2 separate regions of the Homo sapiens genome follow, and region 1 is linked to region 2. Evidence: chromatin loops called from intact Hi-C (ENCODE). Cell type or tissue: PC-3. All regions are shown on one strand. Region 1 overlaps MGLL (monoglyceride lipase). Region 2 holds the start of LOC107986127 (a long non-coding RNA gene).

Region 1 (8,000 bases), 52 kb after region 2:
GAGGGTGAATGGAGAGAACATTGGAGAAAGCCCCCTCCCCGCCCCACCACTCTCTGCACAGAGCCCAGAAGTTGGGAGGTATCTTGGAAATGGCTAATTACAAACACATGGCATTTGGGCCACTGTCCCTGCTCCTGAACTCAAAGCAGATATTACTAATCAATCCCAGTTCCCTTTTCTGAGGAACACAGAAGCCCTCTGACCCTTTTTCAGCACCACACTCTAGACAGCCACATATTATCTTCCTACATTGGGCCTCGGCTTTGAGAAGCCTAATTCTGAGAAGCTTCAATTCACAATTTCCCTACAGGACTATGTCACCACTACTTAGAGATTCAAGCCTTTAGTGCACAATGAATCTGCAGTTGGATCTTTCATATTTAGCTTGGACTGTCATTAAAAAAGCACTGTGGAGCCAATGCATTAGGGTTGCCAAAATCAGTCTGGCTTCAAAACCTCTTGGTTAAGTATCCAGTAGATGAGAAACCTCCCTGCTGCGTGATTAGTGGTAGGGCAGAATTTCATTTGAGACCAGTCCATCTTGACTCCTGGGTCAGCAGGACATAAGAACACTATCATACAACCCTCAAAACAGTGATGTACTGCAGCCAACGGTGCCCTATGGTGAGTGTCACGCAATGTTTAGAATCGTGCACTCTTCTGAGCACTGAACCTCAGCAAAGCTCTCCCAGCGTAAGGATAATTAAATTCTAAAGTAGGCCTACCCTGAAGTTATTCAACTAGAAAATTACAAGCCACAGCAAAGATGTATTTCCATATAAATGTGCGAAAGCAAATCCAGCATCCACCAGCCTGAAACAGACGGGGACGGAGAGCCTGGTGCATTTACCACCTAATTTATCATGCTGCTAACATCTCTCTTTGGGCACTTATCACATTCCCCCGGGGCGACTGCCTGCCTTACCCAGCCTGCTAAGCTGAGAGGTTCTGGAAGGCGGATGCCTTACCCACTCTGCAGAGCTCCGTGGGAGGCCTGCAATCCACTGGTGTGCTTGAGGACAGGGTGGCAGAGGAGAAGCCTGTGATGCTGTGCAGTCCCCAGGCACGAGAGGCCATGCTGTGCCACATACATGACTGTCACTGTTGGCTGTGTGACCGCATCAAAATCGTCTCTCCAGTTGTCTTTCACCATCCCTCTGCAGAGGGTGTATCCCAGGACTGCTTTCCACTCAGCTTCTGGGACATTCTGTGTGGCTGTCCCTGAGAACACCTGGGCAAAGCTGAGAATCCTCCTGGCTTTTTGCAGGCAAAAAAAAAATGTTCCTGAGGCGAATAAGAGAACCATGTCTCCTAAGTAATATTCCCCTCGACCTGTCAAGACTCAGTCTAGTCTTGCTCCGCATGCAGCCTATTTTCTGAGCTGGAAGGCTCCTGAAAATAGAAACTCAGGGTGAAAAGATGGAGGTTGAACACAATCCTTTTATTATGGCTGTCTATGATTCCTTATTTATATGCCTAAGACATATAATGCCTAAGACATCCGGAATGTCACTAGACTCCTCAAATATTCCAGATTAGAAAAACAAACAACATAAAAATCAACTTTTTTTTTGAGACTTGGTCTTCTTCTGTCACCCAGGCTGGAGTGCAGTGGTGTAATCATGGCTCACTGCAGCCTCAAACTCCCGGGCTCAAGCGGTCCTCCCACCTCAGCCTCCTGAGTAGCTGGGACTATAGGCGCGAGCCACCACTGCCCAGCTGATTTTTATTTTTTGTAGAGACAGGGTTTCACCATGTTGCCCAGATTGGTCTTGAACTCCTGAGTCAAGTGATTCTCCCACCTGGGCTTCCCAAAGTGCTGGGATTACAGGCATGTGGGCCCACCATACCTGGCCCACCGTACCTGGCCCAAAATTCTTTATATAGCATATATTTCTCCAGTGTATCTCTAACCTTCATCTCCAACTTTGCCCAGGTTGATGTCATCCAGAGCAGCAAGGGGTGTGTGACATTTCATTGTGAAACAGATATATGTATTAAAAAGTACAAACAACTGATCTGCACAGGTCAAATAATCATAACAGGTGGAAACCCGATGTACCTACTAACAGTCAAAGACACAGAGCACATGACCAGCACCTTGCAAGCACAGTGCATACCTTTCTCCCTGCAGGAGCAACCCACTGTCCAGAGTTTTGTGATAATCACTCTTTTGCTTTTCTTCGTATCTATGTATGCAGGAAAGCAGGAGCCTGTTCAGGTTCTCTATGCGTCAGACTCTAGCCCATGAAGTGAATTCTTTGGGTGCCATAAAACAGGCAGCACGTCTCTCTGAGCTCCCACCTTCAGCTTCAGCCTCTGCTTTGCTCTGAGTCACAGTCCTGGGGCTCCGAAGTACCCTGCTGGGACCCCAGGGCCCTGTTCTTGCCTCTGTGGCCCCTGCCTGTCCTCTTGTGGAGCTGCCACTGGACTCTGGGTTCCAGGACTTCCTCCTTGGACAGGCCCTTTGCTGAGTCTTCACTTCTCTTGGATTTGTTCTTTCCATTCCCTCTGCTGTCACTCCCAGACCTTATTACCCCAACAGCCTGAACAATCCCAACAGCCTCCTAACTCCACACCCTGCCCCCAGTTTCCCCCACTCAAATCTGTGCTCACACAAATGCCATATTCCTGTTGTGTCAACAGCCAAAATCACTGATGTCTCTGCACTTACATCATCTCCCCGCACCTTTGTGTGGCCTCTCCTCCACTCAGGATGCCCTTCCCATCCTCCTCACCTGCAGGAAGGTTCCTATCAGTAGGAGGCTGGGCTCCACAGCCTTTCCAGGTACCCCAGTCACTGGGGCCCTGGTCAGGGTGTCCACAATGAAGTGAGGTCACAGGTGGTGCAGCCAAGCTGGAGAGCACCCGAGGGAAGCTGAGGGCAGAGCAGGGGAGCAGTCTCAGGAGCATTGCCTTTCAAGCCTGCAGCTGGATTCCCACGATGAAGGGAGAACTTGGAGCCAAACACCAAAGGCCTAGATAGGGCCCTGCCCAGTGTCCCTGAGTCCATGGACTCATTGTTCTCTCGAGGACACATTCTTAGGACATCATAGAACATGTAATGCAAATTGCCAGGGACCAAGTGCTCCTAAGAAGCCAGGGAGGACACTCACGGCTGTGGAGCATCTACGTGCCCCAGAAACTCACCCATTATCTCAGCAGGTCCTCCTCCTGGCCCTTTGACATAAGTAGCCTGAGCATCAGTTTTCCAGATGAGGAAACTGAGGCTTCCAGGGGTGAGTGAAGCTATTCGTTAGGATCAGAAGAGCCGGGCCTCGAATGTGGACTCTCCCAACTTCGAATCTGCACTTTGCCCTTTCTACCACCCTCAAGACCAGCTCCAAATCCTGCCCTCACCACTCACCAGTCATGGGATTTCTGATGCTTCCAGAACTCCTCTGAAACTACCCTGCCTCCCTCAGAGTGGGTGAGAAGGTGAAAGAGATTACGCACACGAACAGCATTTTGCCAGCTGTATCCTACTACAAGTGGGCTACCTCAAGTCCTTTCTCAGCACAAGATGTGTGTAAATACACCAGGTTGAATGAGTGAATGAAATCCACCAGTCAACTCTCTTTCCTCTTTCCTGATTCCTGGCTGATGTCTCATCTCCCGGCTGTGCCTCAGGAAGAGACAGTGAATCAGGCATCTTGGCAGCCCCCAAGCAGCTCACTACAGTAGTACCGGCAAAGGAAGGGCTTCATATTTATGAAATGAATAGATGACCCCATGTCTGCATATGATCATGAATGCATTTAACACTGTCCTGTGGTAGCCCAGTCTTAATATTCACAAAAGAGAAGATGGTCTTTATGGTAGACTGCAAACTGATTGCCCCAAACTGCATTCTCTCTTCTGTAGTTACAGAGTTTTATAGAATTTTAACTGTTCATATGGCTGCCCAGATAGAGACCATATTTCCCAGACTTCCCTGCAGCTAGGTGTGGCCGTATGACTAAGTTATGCCAATAGAATATGAATAGAAGTGACGTATGCAATTTCTACAACACCTACTTGAAATAATCTGCTTGCCTTAGACTTGCTCTTTCTCCTCCCCATGGTCAGGAACACAGAGAAGGCAATGACCAGCTTTGGTGATTGAACCACACTCTAAGTGGTGGTGGGGCAACAAGATGGAAGGAACCTAGGTCCCTGAATGGCCATGTGGAGCCCAGTGACCCTACCAACTTGGACTGCTCACCTCTGGACTGCTAAGTGAGAGCAAAATAAACCTCTCTCTTATTTCAGCCACTAAATTTTGAGGTCTCTGTGCTCAGCCTGCACCTTAACAAATGCAGACTATCATTAATAAGACCCCTTACATGGGGAATAGCCAGTTGACTTGAGTTCAGATCTAGGCTCTGTGACTTCCTACTTCTGTGAGTTTGGGCAAGTTGCTGAACTACTGTTTCTTCATCTGTGAAATGAGGAGAACCATAGGACCTGTAGTGAGAATTAAACAACATAGAATATACACAATAAAGTTGGCTACTGTTATGGCTACTGTTATAATCATCTTATCAAAATGTTTTCCTGCCTGTGGAGCCCCAGCCAGGCTACCCGTGCATTAGTCAGCCTATACCAGAGGAAACAGCTTTTATGTTGGTCCCCTGTGTGGTTAGTTATGTGTCTTCCTGCCACAACTGATCTTATGTCCTCACATTCATTTTCATGCAAAAGCCCTAGCAAGCCAAGTGTGGTAGTAAGAACTACCCACTGGTTGGCCTGGGAACTTACTGGTAACAGTCAGAGCATGTGCTTCACCCCCTGAGGTGTCTAAGCATTGTAGCCAACAAGAAATCCCTTCAACTGCCTTTCCCTCCTCTAAACTCAGCTCAGAGTCCCGTAGAGCTCACCGGGTACCAGGCCAGCTTCAGAAGAAGCTGCTGATAAATTTAGAAGTCAGAGAGAGTACGTATAGTCAGAGAGAGAAGAGCAATGCTACTAATTAAAAAGGGGTAATGAGCCAGGTGCGGTGGCTCACGCCTGTAATCCCAGCACTTTGGGAGGCCAAGGCAGGTGGATTGCCTAAGGTCAGGAGTTCTAGACCAGCCTGACTAACATGGTGAAACCCCATCTCTAGTAAAAATACAAAAACTAGCCAGGCCTGATGGCAAGCGCCTGTAATCCCAGATACTCAGGAGGCTGAGGCAGGAGAATCGCTTGAACCCAGGAAGTGGAGGTTGCAGTGAGCCGAGATAGCGCCATTGCACTCCAGCCTGGGCAACAAGAGTGAAACTCCATCTCAAAAAAAAAAAAAAAAAAGGAGTGGGGGTAACGGCCAGGCGCGGCGGCTCACGCCTGTAATCTCAGCACTTTGTGAGGCTGAGGCTGGTGGATCACCTGAGATCAGGATTTCAAGACCAGCCTGACCAACATGGTGAAACCCCATCCCTACTAAAAATACAAAATTAGCCAGGCCTGGTGGTGCATGCCTGTAATCTCAGCTACTTGGGAGGCTGAGGCAGGAGAATCACTTGAACCCGGGAGGCGGAGGTTGCAGTGAGCCGAGATCGCACCATTGCACTCCAGCCTGGGCAACAAGAACAAAACTCCGTCTCAAAAATAAAATACAATAAAACAAAATTAAAAGGGGTGACATTTCCAAGAAAAGTTCAGATGCATGCAAGGTTCTGGAGTAGTCCCTAAAGTATTTATTTCCTTTAAAAAAGAAAGAAAAAATATATATGTATATGTTATGTATTTTAAAATATGTATTTATAATAATATAATAAATATATCATATATTTTATAATATAAAATATTTATATATATAATTTTTTTTCTAGAAAGGATGAAGCCCTATGAAAGTAGCTGGAAGGCTGCTGTGGCCACAGCTGTAACCCAACAGGAAGAACCCATGCTTGTCACCAGACAGAGGCCCACACAGCTCACAGCCCTCTATTTCTTATTTAACAGAGATTCCTTGAGAGCTCTGTCTGGCCAGGCACTGGGTTAGGCTCTGGGGACACATCTCAGACCAAGTCCCTACCCTTATGGAACTTCCAGTCTAGTGTGGACCCAGAATAATTAGCAGATGAGCATATGCCAGGCCGGGTTGGGCACCCTGAGCCAAGCATGTCAGGGTCAGGAGACAGGGGACATCCGCTCCATACCACACAGCACAGGCCTGCTTCCTATAGGACTGGAGATGCTAGAGTTGCGGAGTGTAAGAGATACTAGGTTCAAGAGTTTGGTCTTGAACTTCACTTACTTAGGTGCATACCTGTTTGCTGCTCATAAAATGCAAACAGGACCAAAGTGTGGAGGCCCACCGAGGCGGTCAGCAGCCTGACAGCCCTGGTGCCCAGGTGCAATAACAAGCAAAACCGACATCCTGCATTCCCTAATTAAGCCTGATTAGCCTCTCCCACACTTTCCCATCCTCCTGTAATCTCCTACAGGTGCAGAAAATATGTCAGTGCCAGTGGGGTGAGATGGATAATCACCCCCCTTGTACTAGGCTGGAAACTTAGATGGCTATTATTACTCCTCCAACACAAGATATCTACTGCCTCAAAATTATTTCATATGCTTTGGGGATGCAAGCTCCAGGAGTGATTTATTTTTAATCGAAAAGCAGTTCTGCATTATAGGAGGCCAAGAGATTAAGAACCTTTATTAACATGTGCGATCTCTTCAGATGCCTCTTCTAGGCCAGCCGGGGCCCTGGCCGGTTTTGAAAAGGTTCTTATGCCAAAGGGCTCCTCTGAGGCGACATTTAGATCAATATTTGGAACTGCCCTTCTGGGAAATCACTGATGGTCTGTGGAAGGCACATGGTGTGACTTTTAGAGCAGTCCATTAATGAAGAGCTCCACAGCTGTCCCAAGATTCTGGAAAAGGACCAGATGCTGGTATGACTGACCTCGCTTCTGTGCAAGAGCTTGGAGCACTGTCTTTCAAGCCTGAGTCTCTCTCTCTCTCTCTCTTTTTTTTTTTTAGACAGAGTCTTGCTCTGTCACCCAGGCTGGGGTGCAGTGGCACAATTTTGGCTCACTGCAACCTCCGCCTCCTGGGTTCAAGTGATTCTCCTGCCTCAGCCTCCTGAGTAGCTGGGATTACAGGTGCGTCCCCTCACACCCAGTTTATTTTTGTATTTTTAGTAGAGATGGGGTTTTGCCATGTTGGCCAGGCTGGTCTCGAACTCCTGGCCTCAAATGATCCACCTGCCTCAGCCTGCCAAAGTGCTGAGATTACAGGCGTGAGCCACCACACCTGGCACAAGCCTGAGTCTCTTTATTGCTGCACGGGGAGGGCCTTTGTTTGCTCTTGTTCTGGCAGTGGGCACCCACCTCCAGGCCGCCTGAAGGAACAAGCAGTGGGGTGGGGGTGAAGATATTCTGGCCCCACCTGCTTCTTCTAATTCTCCTTGGTGCCAACCAGCCTCACAGCAAACCATGGCCGATGCTGGTGCACTCACACCATATGGGATGCTTTTACTGTACAGGCATGTTCCATAGGAGGGGAACAGTACACTCATTTATGGGATGACTTTGAATGAAGATGTGCATATATGTCAGGGCAAAAAACAAAAAAGAAGAGAGCTAGACTCTAAATCACACAGAGGGTTGTTAAAAACCCTGCACATTTACTAGCTGGTGTGATGAGCCCTGAGTGTGCAGAGCATGAGTCTCTCAGCCTGTAGGACTCCCACAGCTGGTTGTGCCTGGGATGAGTTAGGGAAGTTTGATGTCACAGCATGAAATGCCATCACCGTGTACCAGGAAAACATTACTCATTCCCTCGTTCATCCCATTCCAATCCTCTGAGTACTTAAGAGAGAGACTCACTCAGGTGCTGACCCATTTTAAGCACCTCTCAGGCACTAGCTCACCACCACTTTCAGGACGGGGTGGCTCAGGGCTCTTGAGTGTACCCCAGTGCAGAGCTGCAATACACTGTCGCCTTGTTTTCTCCTTGTGGTCACCTATTTACAGCCCCTGACACTGGTTTCTACTTCTTGTGTTACAATAAAATTTCCTCTTAAAATAGAT
Region 2 (8,000 bases):
TGTACAGATGGCAAAAAGTCCAAGATCACAGCTTGTTGGCCTGGAAAACAGTTTGTTTCCCTCAACAAAAGCCATTTCCTTCTCTTCTGTTTGCTGATGGTCCCAGTTTCAATCCACGGCCACTCAGCACAACATGTTTTCGTCCCCCCGACTACCACTGCACTGAGTTACCTTAGAGCGAGGAAGGATGTCTCCCTTTGTGGCTCTCTGCATCATCCAAGCACAAGCTCGGCTTTACAAGAGAGATAAAGGCAGAAATTAATTTCTTTACTAATTGACAACAGCTTGAAAAAGGTATAAAGATGCCAGAATTCAGCATATGGGCTCTGGAAACACATTTCGACTCAGAATTTTTTTTTAAGCTGTTACTACATGCTTTATAATGTAACCAACTAAAAGGCTGCTAACGGTGCAGCATTTTTGAAGTAATGCATTCTCAGGATTTCATATTTAGAAGGTTTATTTGAAAACATCCTACTCTCCACTGTATAAATAAGAGGAAACAGAATGACAAAAAGTGTCATAACTACGGTTCTTGGCATCTAGCAAGATGATCTTCCTTTTGTATCACGCTGCGGGATGACGATCTGGGTTTCAGAAAGCGGTAAGTGGCTGGTTCCGTGGGGTTAGCGATCACATTGCCACGTGTCATGCCCACAGTGGCCATTCTCCTGTTGATTTTCTCTCTCATGAAATGTTAGGGCTCTGTGCAGCTCTGGGTTGGCCAGAATCATCCAGAAATGCCAGACCTTTCTCTCAGAGCTCTATGATGAAAGTTGCATATACAGAAAGTGCCTCTGGCTTATAAATAAGTGACAGCTGCAGAGTGGGGAGAGGCTTTTGCCACTAGAAACTTCCAGGATGCATGAGATCAAGGAATTAAGTCTGTAACAAAATAACAGGATGCTCTGTGAAGTCCAAAGAATTGCTTGAGGCAAACTGCAGAGCTCCATGAGATCAGCAACCCCAAGAGCTTTTACACCGCCGGACACGGTTTAATAGGAAAAAAATCTCCTATACTGTATATTCAGAACCAAATGAAGAGAAATGTCAAAGGAGTCGGAAACAATATGTCAAATTAGGTAAATTCCTGACCTGACCCAGATTTTGCAGAACATTTGATCCTAAACTGTGCTGTCCACGTCCTTAAGATCACCTTTATCTGAGTTAGAAAACAGATGACAGAGACCATGTTTTGGCTAATATATATGCTTCTGTCATACACCTGCTGACCGGCAGAGTCCCTGGAAGGCAGCAGAAAGCAGGCAGGCAATGGCATCAGATCCGGGTACAGACCACAGCTGCTACGTCTTAGCTGTGTGACCTTGCAAACGTCTCCACCGCTATGATCCTTGGTTTCCTCATCAGTGAAAGCCGCCATCGGGGCCAGGGTATTTACTGAGTGGATTGCTGAAAGGGTTAAATGAGGAGGCAAGTGAAAGCACCTGTCACACAGTAGGCATCCAAAAAATGCTAGTCTTCCTTTCTCCACCTTTCATGCTTAGTTCTTGCAGGGATCGACTTGAGTGTCCATAAACAGATGGCTGGATAAAGAAAATGTGGTGCATTTATACACGGAATGCTGCTAGGTCCTCAAAACGAATGAAATCCTGTCATTTGCAACAACATGGATGGACCTGGAGGCCATTATCTTAAGTGAAATGACTTAGGCACAGAAAGTCAAACGCCGAATGTCCTCACCTGTAGGTGGGAGTGAAATAATGTGCACACATGGACATAGAAGGTGGAATGACAGACACTGGAGGCGTGGAAGGATGGGGGATGGGGGATTGAGAGATGACTTATGGGTACAATGTACATTGCTTGGGGGATGGTACACTAAAATCCCAGACTTCACCACCACGCAATATATCCATGTAACAAAGCTGCACTTGTACCCATACATTTATATGAATAATAATAATAAAAAAGAAAGCCTGCTTCAGGATGCCGGGGTTCCTGGTGCAGTGTCCATCCATCCTCTGGGATGCAGCTGCCTTGCTCAGGCCACACAGGCTTTCCCAAAGCTGTGCCCTGAAAGAGTCCCAGCCCCCATACTGGTGTCACAGCTGCCATCCCTGCAAGTGGGGACAGAAGGCACAGGGGCGGGGCATGGAAGGGGAAGGCTGCACAACGGACTGACCCTTCACAAGACTGGCGCTGGAACTTTACATTTTTGTGCACCATGTTAACAAAAGTTATTTTGACTTTACTGAAGTAAAGGCAAAGAACAGAGTTTGAATAGAATGAGTGACAGCAGCTTGGGAGATGGGGGCCCAGACAGAAACAAGGAAGGTGGAGATGGAAGAGATGGAAGATTGAGAAGCCAACAGCACCGGCCAGGGAGACTGGGGAAGAGGAGCCTGTGAGAACGCCTGGGATGGTGAGGATGGAGCTGAGGCCAGCGGGAATGAGCACGTCCTCCTGACTCTCCTTCAGGGAGAAAACAAGCCCCAAACATGCGGCCATGGCTCCTGAGTTTTCTAACATGGCAGCTCTGCACAGCGTCCTTCCTACATTTCTGGCTGCCTTCAAGCTGTTCGTGGCTCCTGGGCAGGTGGCAGTCCCCCCTGCACTGCTCACAGCACTCTCTTGTCCTGGGCTCACAGATCCACCCTGCCTCAACTGCCCCCAGGCGGTCCCCATTCACCCTGCCACGATCTTCCCTTCTCCACCCTGCCCTCCCTTTTCTCTCTGGTTCTGGGGGCCTCATCCACACAGAACACTTAAGACACCCTGGTGTGATCCCTGGGCTGGTTTCTGTTTCATTTGGCTCCAGGTCCCACCCCTATGTTTCCCACCTGTCTGGAACCAGTTATGTTCCCCTCCCAACCTGGACCTCTAGCTGCACCCCCTGTCTTTGTGGGGGTAGAACTGCAGGTTCACATTCCACTCTTCCGTCTCCCTCTGCGTCCACTCCCTCCAGAGGCATGCACGCCATCCTTCTTGTCCTCTGCCACTCCCGTAGGGAGCCTCCCTCTCGTCTACTGGGGCTGGTTCCCTGGCCTTCCAGCCCTTCTCCCCACCCCCAGCCCCCAATCTCCCTCCAGCCCAGTGCATTCCACAAGATCCACCCAGTCCATGGGCCTGGGGAGGAGATAACCCTGCCCCTCCCTCCTCCTTCCTGAATTTTCCTCAGGGGACGGGGTCTAGGAAGCTGGTCCCTGGGGTGGCTCCCAGACTCCTGAACCTGCGCAAACAAGTGACTCAGCCCTGTTCTCGATTGCTGATGGAGCCACCTGAGGTCACAAGTGGGTCATTCTGTGTCTGCCTTTGTGTGTCCCTGTCTCTGTTCCCTTCTCTTGTACTGTGTCTCTGTCCCTCCACTTAAGTGGACATAAGGAGCTCCTCAGCCCCCTCTTCAGTACCTGCTCTTTGATGGGCTGTTGGGAACATCTGGAGATTTGGTCTGGGACTCAGGGGAAGTGACCCAAGGCCACCATCCCAGGCCTCCAGGCAGCAACCACTCACCCATCCTTGCACTCCTGCACATCCTGGGCCTTGCACACACACCTGCTCCATCTGAAACACCCCTCCACCCTGTGGAACATCTGCGTGTCTTGTCTCTCCCCTAGAAAAACCCCCAGCCTTCTCCTGTGTGTCTAGAGGTCCAACTCCAGTGTTATCACAGGATGGCATAATCAGGGTCTACTACAGACCCCTGCTGGACTGTGTGCTCCTTAGGGGCAGGGTGCCTTGTGGTGTCTTTGTATCTCCAGCACCTAGAAAGTACCAGGCCCACCACAGATTCTCAAGAATAAGAGAACTCATCAGGACAAGAGCTTGTGGTTTCTTAAGTCACAGAACAAGAGGTTCCCTCCAGGGCAGCTAAGAGGCCACGGAGACTTGTAAGCACAGGGTCTCTGGTCCAGCCCAACGCAAATGGGCACAGGTATGATCATTTCCATCAAGTGGCTGTCTACAGACTTGGGAAAGAAAACCTCAGGCTCCCTTGAGACAGGAGCTTCCACGGTAACACCTATTTGAGCTCCTCAGCTGCTGTCTCCAAGGTGACGCCCAGAAACCGTGATTGGAGCGGGCTTCTCCTTCCACACCTGTGGTCCCTGGGGTGGCTCCCAGACTCCTGAGCCTGCACAAACAAGTGACTCAGCCACATCCTAGGGAAGGGGGGTCCTCCCACTGGAACAGGATTTGGCCACAACCTGGCACTCGGGGACCTGGTGTTGAAAATGAGTCAAATGGGGACAGATGCTCTCTCTTCCCAAGTCCACGTGAGATTTCACGCGGGGAGGAGCCACAGCGTCTGGTATTAAGTAAAGGAAAACTCATTAGCAAGAGACTCGGAGCATTCTAGGACAAGTGTTGAAAGTAATCCAAAACAAATATAAAACAACTTGCAACGCCCCTCACTGGATCTGACTAACACGGGCAGGGCTGGTTTAATATTTTTCCATAAAAGCATGCCTACCCAGACTAGGGTGGCCTCCTCTCCACACCACAAAGAGGCGCCTGACACTCAGAGGACCATTCGAATTAAATCCGAGTCATTCTCAACTGAGGGTTACGCATCGCAGTCTGTTGACATTGTTCCATCCTTGATCATTCCCCAGAGAGAGAGAGACCACACAACAGAGGTGGGAGAGGGAGGAGGGAGGGAGGGAGAGAGAGAGAGAAAGAGAGAGAGAGAGAGAGAGGGAGAGAGAGAGAGAGAGAGATATTCCTATCTTGGTGTTATGGGCTGAGCTGTTTCCCCAGATTCACAGGCTGAAGCCCTAACCTCTAGTACCTCCGAATGGATACAAGGTCTTTGCCAAGGTAATGAAGTTAATATGGGTGGGCCCTAATCCACTATAACCCAAATGTACACACTAGATGGGGAGGACCATGTGAGGACACAGGGAGAAGACGGCCACTTACAAGCCAAGGAGAGAGGCCTCAGAAGGAACCAGCCCTAGCAACACATTGATCTTGCATTTTCAGCCTCCAGAACTGTGAGAAAATAAATCCCTGCTGTTGAAGCTCCCCAGTCTGTAGAATTTTGTTATGCTGGCCCTAGCGGACTCATACACATAGCATCTTTTCATTTACGCTCCAACAGCCCCGAGTGGTGTGCAGCTCCCTCCACAACTCTCACTGCCACGTGACTCTGTTCTTTTGCAAATGTAATTCTCTTTGCTTGGAATGATGCCCACCTCTGCCCACCTCACAAACTTCTATTCAACCTTCAAAACCCTTGTAGATAGCACCTCCTCTGTGCAGCCTCACCTTGCCCTCTGCCCCCTTCCCCAGGGAGTGCTCCCTCTTCTCTGTGTCTACAACCCTGATCACTCTCTTACTAAGCATGCTGAAGCCTGGGTTTGGCAATGTGTCGAGATGCCTGTGATCTGGGCAAAGTCGGAGCCTCTCGACACTGGAATGAGGACTCCTCTCTAGGGCTGGCACAGGGCCTGGCGTGCCGCAGACTCTCCATGTATTCATTCAAATTCTCAACTCTTCTATTTATTTATTAGTGACTGTCTTGACTTTTGGATCAGAAAACTTCATCCTGGAACCTCCCCATTACTCTGAAATAAAGAACATTTTCATCAGAACTTGGGAAGTGCAGCATCTAGCCAAGATCTCCAAACAAACACCATTTTCTGATTGAAAGAAATAAAGCAAATGCTTCCCAGAGCTTTCTGCTGTAAGGAATTAGAATTTACAAATTCAGATACCATTCATTATAAAAGGAAAAGTGCACAGTGCCCTCTTCTATTCCTTTACTTCTAGCTCTCCCGCATTCCACATTCCATCCTTTATTCATCCTTACTCACTGAGCACTTGCTGTGTGCTGGGGGGATGGTTTGGCATTCAGCAGTGGACATTGCACCCCTCGCCAGTGCCTCTCATCCTGTGGCCCAGAGCAGATTCTAGAAAGAGGGCCTTATACACACCCCTCATGACAAGATCAGTACAGATCTTTGTCATGGTGGGGGTCAGACAATAAACACAGAAAATCTAAAGCGAGTCTGACCACTGGCAGTCTGGAGGGAGCGGGTATGTGGTGCGTGTGTATGTGTGTTATGCGAGGGGGTTTACTGTTTTAGAGGAGGCCTAGCTGAGAAGGTGATATTTTAGTAATGACCAGAAGGAGGTGACAGAGCAAGCCATTCAGACATCTGGGGACACATGTTCCTAGCAAAGGGGACAGCAAGTTTGAAGATTCCAATGGGCCCAGTAGGTGGGAACAGAGGGGAGGCCAGTGAGTTGGAGCCAGGGACAGGGAGAGATGGGGCCAGGTCACGGGGGCCTTGTAGGCTTCTTGGGGACTTTGACTTTTACCCCGAGGGAGGTGGGAGACACAGGTGGTGGGAGCTGAGGAGGGCCATGGTCTCATCTGGGCTGAAGGGATCCCTCTGCCCGTGTGTGGGGACTAGACTGCGGGGGTGAGGGTAGAGGCTCCCTGCTGAGAAAGCTACTTCTGTGTCCCGTTCGTCTCCTGGTGTAATCAGGGCACCGTTTCTTCTGGGTTTGCTGTGGAGAAGGCATCTGAGTGACAAGGAGGGCATAAAAGGTGGTCTGGGACACTGGGCTAGGAACTGAGATCCAGTTTTGCTCCCGGCTCACTGGGGGCCTCGGGCAGGCCACGTGCCTCTTCATCTGCGCAGCCAAGGAGACGGTCTCCACATCTCCCGTCACGCTTCAAAGGCTGCACTCTCATTCTCTAACTTCAGAAGCAGCTTATCAAAAAACAGAGGGTAGTGCAAAAACGAGGGAGAGAGAACCATGGTGGAGGAAACCGAGAAAGCCCCAAACAGCAGGTGGAGGCCAGGGCCCCTGGGACTCACAGGGAACAGATGTCCATTCTGTTGGCAAACCACAGGTTTCAGTCATTTCCACTCCCGGGCAAACGCACACTGACACACACACACACACCACTGAAAGGATATGCCACAAAATGGGTACTGTTTTTCTCTGAGTAATTGAGTGAAGGCTAATTGTTTTGTCCTTTGGGTTTTCCAAGATTTCTACAATGAACTGGTATTTTGTCATGAGGGGAAAAAAATAAAGGCTTCCCTACCCCCAAACTGCAACTGTACATATGCACAGTACAGAAAGCATGAAGACAAAACCAGCTGGCTCTGAATCAGCCCACAGTCATATCTGCTCTTGAGAAACCACTGTAATTGGAGTTAGTGCCTTCATGCATTAAATGGACTTGCCAGGGGCAAGGCTGGCAGTTGAGGATGTGAAAATGAATGAGCTGAGTGTGTGGAGGGACCAGAGGTGAGGATCACTGATCTGGCATTGCCCTGCCATAGCAGTGGTGTTTCTGGGTGTCTGGATTACAGCCTCAAGACAATCACCACCACCACTGAGACATCCCTGGGATGGAGAAAAGCGAAGATCAGAAATAGCTCCCAGGAATGGTTTTCATTATCTTCTGCCATTGTTGCCTTCTCTGAAACACACTGCTCTCGGTCATTCGGTAGGCTGACTGCAAAAATGGCTTCAACTCCCCCTCCTCCTTCCATTTGCACCTGTCCATGCCGCTCTGCAAAGTGCCCTGCAGCTCCTCCCAGCAAGGCTGGAGTCTGTGCTTGTGACTCACTCGGACCAACACAATGCAGCAAAGGTGATGTGTGCCACGCCTGAGCCTGGGCTTGAAAGGTCTTGCGTCTTCTGCTTGGTCTCTTGAAACCCTGCTGCCACCAGGTGAACAAGCCCAAGCTAACCTACTGGGTGATCAGAGACACATCCTAGTCACCTCTCTTGCATCTGTCACCCCAGCCAACAGCCAGATGATTCCCAGACACAGCTGCCATGCGACCTGCAGCTGACCACACATGTGTGAGGGGCCCAGCTGAGATGAGAGAACAGCCCAGCTGAGCCCAGACGCATGCACTGGCTTGAAGCATCATGAGATAGATAAATGGCTGTTGTCTGAAGCCGGTAAGTTTTGGGGTGGTTTGTTACATAGCTGTAACTAATTGATTAACTGGTTACTGTCACAGATGTACCTGGGCAAAAAAAAACCCCAAAAAATAAAATAAAACTAA

Evidence for each region. Peaks named below come from ENCODE experiments on the same cell type or tissue, not always from the same donor. Only the 100,000 strongest peaks of a DNase experiment are listed, where the experiment ranks them.
Region 1: a loop joins it to region 2, with 6 times the contacts of the local background. A loop is called at or near these places in 10 of 110 quality-filtered maps.

Annotation. Positions count from the first base shown.
Region 1 is chr3:127,796,053-127,804,052 of GRCh38, forward strand. All of the region lies in intron 2 of MGLL (monoglyceride lipase), which reads right to left. Among named protein-coding and RNA genes, the nearest start is that of MGLL, 22 kb to the right of the region's middle. In PC-3, no CTCF peak of the experiment used is centred here; DNase peaks (open chromatin) are centred at 3,589, 3,989 and 7,729; H3K4me3 peaks cover 378 bases; H3K27ac peaks cover 4,669 bases.
Region 2 is chr3:127,743,774-127,751,773 of GRCh38, forward strand. All of the region lies in intron 3 of MGLL (monoglyceride lipase), which reads right to left. LOC107986127 (a long non-coding RNA gene) reads right to left here and starts at 6,864. Exons shown (of 2, transcript XR_001740893.2): 1 at 2,887-6,864; 2 at 443-1,544. RefSeq lists enhancers at 2,880-3,391, 3,249-3,358, 7,465-7,654. In PC-3, CTCF peaks have their summits at 2,860, 4,454 and 6,139; DNase peaks (open chromatin) are centred at 3,078, 4,308, 4,478, 7,088 and 1 weaker place; H3K4me3 peaks cover 687 bases; H3K27ac peaks cover 5,763 bases.